2 separate regions of the Homo sapiens genome follow, and region 2 is linked to region 1. A link is an interaction called in ENCODE POLR2A ChIA-PET data of the cell type or tissue named here. Cell type or tissue: Panc1. All regions are shown on one strand. Each heading gives the region's core, and the rest is flanking DNA. Links, peaks and the distances in the headings are about the cores only. Region 1 overlaps LOC101927284 (a long non-coding RNA gene). Region 2 overlaps LOC101927284 (a long non-coding RNA gene).

What was found. ChIA-PET counts read pairs that join two places held together with the same protein. Peaks named below come from ENCODE experiments on the same cell type or tissue, not always from the same donor. Only the 100,000 strongest peaks of a DNase experiment are listed, where the experiment ranks them.
Region 2: POLR2A ChIA-PET joins it to region 1 with 8 read pairs; 2 of 35 experiments call an interaction of 5 or more read pairs at or near these places.

What each region holds. Positions count from the first base shown.
Region 1 is chr13:94,824,982-94,829,385 of GRCh38, reverse strand. All of the region lies in intron 2 of LOC101927284 (a long non-coding RNA gene), which reads right to left. Among named protein-coding and RNA genes, the nearest start is that of SOX21-AS1, 110 kb to the right of the region's middle. In Panc1, for the core only: no CTCF peak of the experiment used is centred there; no DNase peak of the experiment used is centred there.
Region 2 is chr13:94,763,805-94,768,208 of GRCh38, reverse strand. It overlaps LOC101927284 (a long non-coding RNA gene), which reads right to left. Exons shown (of 5, transcript NR_110754.1): 2 at 3,658-3,801. Among named protein-coding and RNA genes, the nearest start is that of SOX21-AS1, 53 kb to the right of the region's middle. In Panc1, for the core only: no CTCF peak of the experiment used is centred there; a DNase peak (open chromatin) is centred at 2,504.

The DNA.
Region 1 (4,404 bases), core at 148-4,147:
CAGCAGAAAAACTGGAAAGAATGGCCGGAGAATGAGGCACTGAGGCACCCTGGGATTCTTTCTACCACGCACATTAGCCTAGATTTGTTCTGTTCTGATAATAAAGTGCCGGCCTAAGCACTCAGCCACACAAAACCGTGGCCAGACCAGCTGCAACCTGTAGCTGCACAAGAAATGCTCCCACAAATTCGATGAGAAACAGCAGTTCAAGTCACAGTCACTTTTTTGTTGGGTAATTTGCATTTAAAGTCAAGGTCTGCGTGGCGATTAACCATCCCCTAAGCCTCTTCAGCACCCTGGTTAGCCTTGCCTTTCCACAGACGGAACCAGGTGGAAATTTCTTATCAGAAAAGAGCAAAATACTTTCTCTGCCATGACAGTTTCAGCACCACATGCAATACCAGCCCAAGAACCAATCATCGGACAGTAAGAGAGAGTGATGATAACTCTGTTATTACAAACACATTTAATAAATCATGCAAAGACATATTAGTCTGAAGCCTGACTAGATATAAACATTTCAGTGAACAGCTGGCTCATCAATTGAGAGGCTTTTCCTTCATTTAAATGTGATGATCTTCAGCCCTGTTAAGAACTACAATTATGCAATGGGGAGTATCTAAAAGGAGCCGTCGTCTTACATTTCTGAATTATGCCGTTTTCAGATTCCCCAGTAGCATAAAACACTGGACTTTTAGTAGAGGAAATGAAAGATAATGCAAACCTTAAGTGTGTAGCTCTAATGGAAATAATTATAGTCATATCTGTAAACACAGCCAAGAGAAAATTAATAATAGTAGAATTCACTGGAGAAAAAAAATAGAATGGAATAAAAATGACCTTTGAGGATGACATTGTCAGAATACAGGAAGATAAATAAGGCAGGTCCCAAATTTACAAACTCCAAAATAACATTTTCATCACTGATAACATAAATCTTTGGATTGATGAATACCCTCCTAAAATAAACTGTACAACTTTACCAGCTGGTATATTTAGTGATGAAGCAACTACGTTAATCTCATAAAATTATTCTCTAGTGTGCTGTTTGGCCCTATATCTCGTCTTCTTTCCTCTTTTTGAGATGGATACCATCTTAATCTTTTTGAGAAGAGCCATTTACGGCTCCTAAAGGTAGCAAATGAGACAGAAGAGTCACTCAAAGTTGGCTTTAACCAGAATAATTTACCCGAGTGTTGCTGTCAACAGGCCTGGAGCTCTGCGACCTCTACCAGGCTCTAGCAGAACAGAGGTAAAAACAAACAAACAAAAAAAAAACACCATCCTAAAATACCCTGCCTGTCTGCCTTTTTCCTCAGGTGATATCAGAAGCCCAAGGTGCTATCTTACCCCAGGCCTTTAAACCAGTGTGGAAGAGCACACCATTGCAGTCACACAGAAAACATCTTTTAAAAATTGGAGAGATGTTGAGATGAATTTGAAAACTGGTTCATTCTTCAGTAATCAAAAATGCAACAATAGTGACTGTAATGATGTAACAACACAAGACAACATATACGTGCCTTTCATCTAAGCTCAAAGCACTAGACAAATAATAGTCTGGGCTAGGATCCCATCCTATGCAGCTTTATGGGAGAATCCACACAATTACAATAACATAATGATACTATGATAGTGATAATAATACCTTATGTTTACATAATGCCTATCTCGGGGAAACCTGAGTAGTTTAGAGATGCTAATCTAATTAAACTCCAGAGCCCAGTCAGACAGGTAGGAGGCAGGTATTTTTCATGCAGAAGCTGTTTAGGAAGTGATGGGAATACTAATATCTTCCACCTCCCTTCCCCCTAGGTATTTGTGAACATAAAGAAAAAAGGTAGCTCAGATTGAAATCTTCTAACTACATGGAAGAACAATGATAATAGTAGAATATAATAATACTGCTTAGATCACTTGTCATCTGATATACTTGTTTTTCAAATTATAGGTTGAATTCATATCCTGTCTTCTTCCATGGGAGATTTTCACACAGCTCCAACATGTGGAAGGAAAGGGAGAAGTAAAGCCATGCTCTTCTGCTGACAAACCTCAGGTAGTTTCTTCAACCATTCCTAGTAGGGCATAATTTCAACTTCCCTGGGGATAGCTCCCTAAACATTTCACAGGGATGGCTCATACAACCTCAGGTCATTTGAAATGGACTTTTTAATATCTACTTTTGGCTTTTGGAGACATTAAGTTCAGAATATTAAAAATAATACTAATAATGAGGCTGTACTTTTGCCTCAACTTGAGAGGAGCTCAGATTAAATAAAATAGCTAAGTATAAAGCAACATCTTAAAATATTACACATGATATAGACAAATTCAATGGAAGGAGAGTTTATATAGGATGACTCCCCTTTCATTAATTACTAGATAGTTTGAAAAAAAAAAAGACTTCATTTTAAACCAATCTCAATATTCGATGAGAGCTATAGCATTTATCAAAGTCTGTAATCATGTTGTTTACTTATTTACCTGTTTATTTTCCCTACCCTTGAAGATGAGCTCTGTGAGGGCCAGAACCACATCTCTCTTATTTCATTATTGTATTCCCACAATATCATGTCTTTAGTACATCATAGATGTTAAATAAATATTTCTTGAATGAATGAATGAATGAAGAAAGAGCCTCCAGCACCGTAAAATGATTAGGTACCTGGACTGTGCAGTCAGCAGATCTGGGTTTGAATTAGGATTCCACTGCCTACTAGGTTTTCAAATCTGGACAAATCTCCTAAGCAATTTTAGCCTCAATTTTCACATCTGAAAATGGGAATTATATATTTGAGGGTTACTATAAAGATTAACTAAAATGATGTAGGTAAAGTCATTAACCTAAATACTTAATAAATATTAGGGTTTTTTTTTCTTTCAAAACAGAATGTTAGGTTGACCCAATGTTTAAGGCCAATAATGTACTTCTGAAATCTGTAGCTTTCCCGTTTCTCCTCCCTGCACAGTTTACCACTAGGCATCATCATCTAATACAGATATATGGCTTTCTTCCCTGGCACTGTGGCCCATAGCACTGGTTTAAAGAAGGTGGCACTGCCTCAGTGCACCCCCTTCCCCCCACTTATTCCTAGGTCCTGGACTGTTTCTGCCTTGACCTCTGTAACTCGTACCCAGAAGCTGCCACCTGTAACTCCCTGCAACCATCAGGACTCTGGGGGTTTGGGGGGTGGGGGGTGAGGGGTGGGGTGCTGGGCTGATATTCTCTGATATCGTGGTTCTACCCACATTCAGGCCAGGCTAGAAAGCAAAGGAAGGAGCTTCCAATCACCCCTACAACTTGCTTCACATGCCCCCCAAACTCACCCTCCTGTTCCAGGTTGGCTGTTAAGGGAATAAGGTCATTTTAGGATAGAGACAAAGAGGGAGAGGTGGCAGTGCCTTAAAAACTCCTGTGTGCCCCGACTGTAAAAGGGAAAGATTTGTCCAGCACTCTCCCTCTTATTCTTCTCCCTTCCCCACCAAACAAATGCTTCTGGGCAAACACATTAGCCTGAGGCATTGAAGGCAATCCTCAGAGAGCCAGAGAGAATGCAGATGAGGCAGGATCTCCGCTTTGTCCCACAGGACTCTTGTTTTGTCAGTATGGGGACACCCTGGGCAGTTTTCCAAGCCTCGTGCATCTGTTTAACAAATCTGCTCCCAGCTGAGGGCTGTAAGCCGGTTGGAAGGGGCCTTGCTGAGTTTGCAAAAGAATGTGAGCTGGTGCCAACAAGCCTTCTGGGGGTCAGGGAGGAGGAACTTGGTCTCTTCTCCTCCTCTACACAGGCCTGAATCAGGAGGACGAAATAGGTTGAGTGACTAAGAACAGTCATGATGCCGGAACCCTTACTCTGCTGCTTACAGCTGCTTGATCCTTGACATGGTATTTAACCTCTCTAGACCTCAGTTTCCTCACCTGTAAAGGGGAGATAAGCTTGCTATAAGAATTAAATGGGTAATATGTGTAAAATGCACAGCACAGGCACATACAAGTGTAGGATCAATGTTGTCCCTGACTGTTATTTGTGGGCTGTATTTATAATAGCAAAAAAATGTACAAATGTCCACTGATGATGGACTGATTAAGTAAGCTATAGTAAATCCACACCGAAATGATTGAGTATCTTGCTAAAAATACAAAAATTAGCTGGGCATGGTAGTTCATGCCTGTAATCCCAGCTACTCCGGACGCTGATTGCTTGAACCCGGGAGGTGGAGTTTGCAGTGAGCCAGATCGCGCCACTGCACTCCAGCCTGGGCAACAAGAGCAAAACTCCGTCTCAAAAAAAAAAAAAAAAGAGCAATAAAGAACATTTCTATATACTGCTTTGGAGGGATCTCTAGAAATTATTATTGAGGAAAAAAAAGTAAGGTGGAGAAAAGTATGCTATTTATCGAAGA
Region 2 (4,404 bases), core at 224-4,223, 61 kb after region 1:
CACACACACACACACACACACACACACACACACACCCCCCACTGTAGTACTGGAAGAGCTACATAATAAGTGTGCTTATGAATAACTCATTAAACAAAGACCACCTCTTGACATCCTCTTGTCTTTCCTCTCCATTCCAAGTTTTACCAGCAACACAAATATTTGATACTACAGCATTTTTACAAATTGAAGGTTCGTGTCGATCCTGCGCTGAGCGAGTATATCGCTCACTTTGTGTCTCTGTGTCACATTTTGGTAATTCTCACAATATTCAAATTTCAAAGTTTGAAATATTTCAAACATTTTAATTATTACTATATCTGTTTTGTTGATCTGAGAGCAGTGATCTTTGATGTTACTATTGTGATTGTTTTGGGGTGCCATGAGCTATACCTATATAAGACAATGAACTTAATTGATAAATGTTGTTTTTGTTCTGACTGCTCTACTGACCATTGTTTCCCCATCTCTCCCCCTCCTTGGGTCTCCCTATTCCCTGAGACACAGTGATATTAAAATTAGGCCAATTAATAGCCCCTACAATGACCTCTAAGTATTCAGGTGAAAGAAAGAGGTACAAGTCTCCCACTTTAAGTCAAAAGCTAGAAATAATTAAGCTTCAATGAATGAAGGCTGAGAAGGGTAAGGAAGCTGCAGAAGAAAAACTGACAGCTGGCAGAGTTGGTTTGCGAGGTTTAAGGAATAAAGTTTTCTCCATAACATAAAAGTGCAAAGTGAAGCAGCGAGTGCTGATGGGGAAGCTGCAACAAGCTATCCAGAAGATCTAGCTAAGATCATTGATAAAGGTAGCTTTGCTAACAAATTTTCAGTGGAGACAAAACAGCCTTGGATTGGAATAAGATGCCATCTAGGACTTTCATAGCTAGAGAGAAGACAATGCTTGGCTTTAAAACTTAAAAGAAGAGGCTGACTCTCTTGTTAGGGGCTAATGTGACTGGAGACTTTAAGTTAAAGCCAATGCTCATTAACCATTCTGAAAATCCTAGGGTCCTTAGGAATGACACTAAATCTACTCTACTTGTGCTCTGAAAAGGGGAAAATAAAGTCCAGATGACAGCACATTTGTTTAAAACATGGTTTACTGAATATTTTAAGCCCACTATTGAGAACTACTGCTCAGAAAAACATTGCTTTTTTCCAAACATTACTGCTCATTGACAATATACCTGGTCACTTATGAGCTCTGATGGAGATGTACAAAGAAATTAATGTTGTTTTCATGCCTGTTGAGGTGGTTTGGGTCTGTGTCCCCACCCATATCTCATGTGGAATTGTAATTCCCAGTGTTTGAAGTGGAGCCTGATGCAAGGTGACTGGATCATGGAGATGTTTCTCATGAATGGTTTAGCACTATCCCCTTCGTGCTGTTCTGGTGACAGTGAGTGGGTTCTCATGAGATCTCGTTGTCTAAAAGTGTGTGACACCTCTCCCTTTGCTCTTGCTGCTCCTGCCATGTAAGACACCTCTCTCCCCCTTCACCTTCTGCCATTATTGTAAGTTTCCTGAGGCCTTTCCAAGTCATGCAGATGCCAGCATCGTATTTCCTGTACAGCCTGCAGAACCCCAAGCCAATTAAACCTCTTTTATGTATAAAATACCTAGTCTCAAGTATTTCTTAAAGCAATGTGAGAACTGACTAGTACATCTGCTAATAGTACATCCATTCTACAGTCCATGGATCAAAGCAGTGTATGTAATGTTGTTTTTGTGTAAGAAAGGGGAGAGGATAACAACATGCTTTCAAATTTGCTTATATCTGCAAAAAGAACTCAGGAAGAATGCAGAGGAAACTAAATGAGTAGTTGTTCATAGAGAAGTGGAGGAGATGAAAACCAGAGTAGAGGTGATGACGCAGCCCCCAAATTGGGGCTTAGCCTGGGAAGGTCCGTGGTTTCCCCCAGGAAAGAATTCAAGGGCAAACCAGTGGTATTAGCAACTTTTATTGGACCAACAGTGTACAGCAGCAGCAGAAGTACTGCTCCCTGCAGAGTAGGCCTACCCCATAGAAAGTGTGCCCAGAATAGCTGCTCAGACGCAGTGCTGCAGTCATATTTATACCCGTTTTTAATTATGTGCAAACTAAGGGGCAGATTATGCAGACATTTCTAGAAAAAGGATGGTAACGTCTGGGTTGTTGGGTTGTTGCCATGGAAAGGGGTGGTAACTTCCGGTTGTTGCCATGGCAATGGTAAACTGACATGGCACACTGGTAGGTGTGTCTTATGGAAAGGTGCTTCCACCTCCTCCCTGTTTTAGTTAGTCCTCAATTTGGTCCGGTGTCTGGGCCCTGCCTCTGAAGTTGATTGCGTCCTGCCTCCTGAGTCACGTCCTGCCTCCATCCTCAGTAAGACCTCTCAATGTTTACCCTGTTAAAGCATTTTGATATTTGAATTGTACAAATGTATAACTCTTCAAACCAAATCCAACAAATAAAGTCTCTAAAGAAAAATATATAACTTTTTATAATTCTAGGAGTAACACCTACTTACGGAATATTTTAAAAGAACAGGGATATAAAAGCAATCCTTCATAATCCCATTTCTAGAAATAATCACTGTAAAGATTCTGGCATATTTCCTTTCAATCTCCCATGCAGATCTCCATAAATATTTGTGTCTATACTTACAAAGTTGAGATCACACTTCAATACACTTTTGTACTTTGCAGTTAACACTTGAGATAATTTTACAAGCATTTTATTATGTCATTTAAAACTCTTGATAATAATCATAATCTTAATATTCATTCTTCAAAAAACGTTAATAGTAAAGTCCATTATTCCTAACCATTGATTAAAAAATTCATTCCTAATTAACTGTAGCCTTAAGGCTTCCCTCAGGTTTCCCAAACAGGGCACATGCAGGACAATGCTTTCAGGACATCTTTGTCAGAGCTCCCTCAGCCATGCTGAAATGCTGTTTTGCCACATTAACAGGGAGCACCATGGGAACCACTCTAGAGGGTTTGTTAAGAGGAGAGGAGCTCAGAAGGCATATTCATGGAATACACAATTCTTGAACTTCATCAATGCCCAGGACTGTTGTCATTGTTGACTGACACAGTGCTGGGATATTTCACTACAGGCATACCTCAAAGATATTGTGGGTTCCATTCCAGACCACCACAATAAAGTTAATCTCTCAGTAAAGTGAGTCACCCAAATATTTTGATATCCCAGTGCATATAAAAGTTACATTTACACTATACTATAATCTATTAAGTGTACAATAGCATTATGTCTGAAACAACAATGAACATATTTTAGTTTTATAATAATTTATTGCTAAAAAATGCTAATGGTCATCACCATCTGAGTCTTCAGTGAGTGGTAATCTTTTTGCTAGTGGAGGGTTTTGCCTCCATGTTGATGGACGCTGACTCATCAGCGGGTGGTTGCTGAAGGTTGGGATGACTGTGGCAATTTCTTAAAATGAAAAAAAAATGAGGTTTGCCACATCAAATGAGTCTTCCTTTCATGAAAGATTTCTCTGTAGCATGCAGTGCTGTTTGATAGCATTTTACCCACAGTTGAACTTCTTTAAATATTGGAGTCAATGTTCTCAAGCCCTGCAGCTGCTTTATCAACAACATTTATGTAATATTTAAATCCTTTGTTGTCATTTTGACAATACTTACAGGATCTTCATTAGGAGTAGATTCCCTCTCACGTAACCACTTTCTTTGCTCGTTCATAAGAAGCAACTCCTCATCCACTCAAGTTTTATCATGAGACTGAAGCAATACAACTACATCTTCAGGCTCTATTATATATTTTCTCCTCTGCAAAAAGAGTTATGAAATAATTTTAAAATTTAAATGATTTTAAAGTACTTTTAAAATTTAAATGATTTTAAAGTAAAATAATTTGTAGTATACACTGAAGGCAAAAAGTGTTATATAAATGCTAAATAATAATATTGTAAAGCCCCTATATTCTGTGATAATGAGCACTATATAAATGCTAAGTGGAAAAGAATAGAAAATGTAGTGTTTCGAAATGGCTTATAAATGTATCAGGTTTCTTGTGTTTCATATGCACTATATATATAGGACTTGCAGCAAAAATGCAAAAGCAAATACTTATCTATTTTAATAATTGTATAGCTGTACTATTCATTATAACACTGTGACTCTCTAAATCATTTTGTACCTAAGAAGAAGAGGTCTTTTCCTGTTAGCTATTACTGTGAAACAAAATACCCCAAACCTTAGTGGCTTAAGTCATCAAGCATTTTATTACCTCTTATGATTCTGTGAATTACCCAGGCTCAGATGCCTGCTCCATATGGTTCACCTGAGGCTGGAGTCATTTGGAGGCTCAATTGGTTGGACTACCCAAGATGGCTTACTTGCATAGGTGGCAGTTGCTCATAGTGGTTGGCT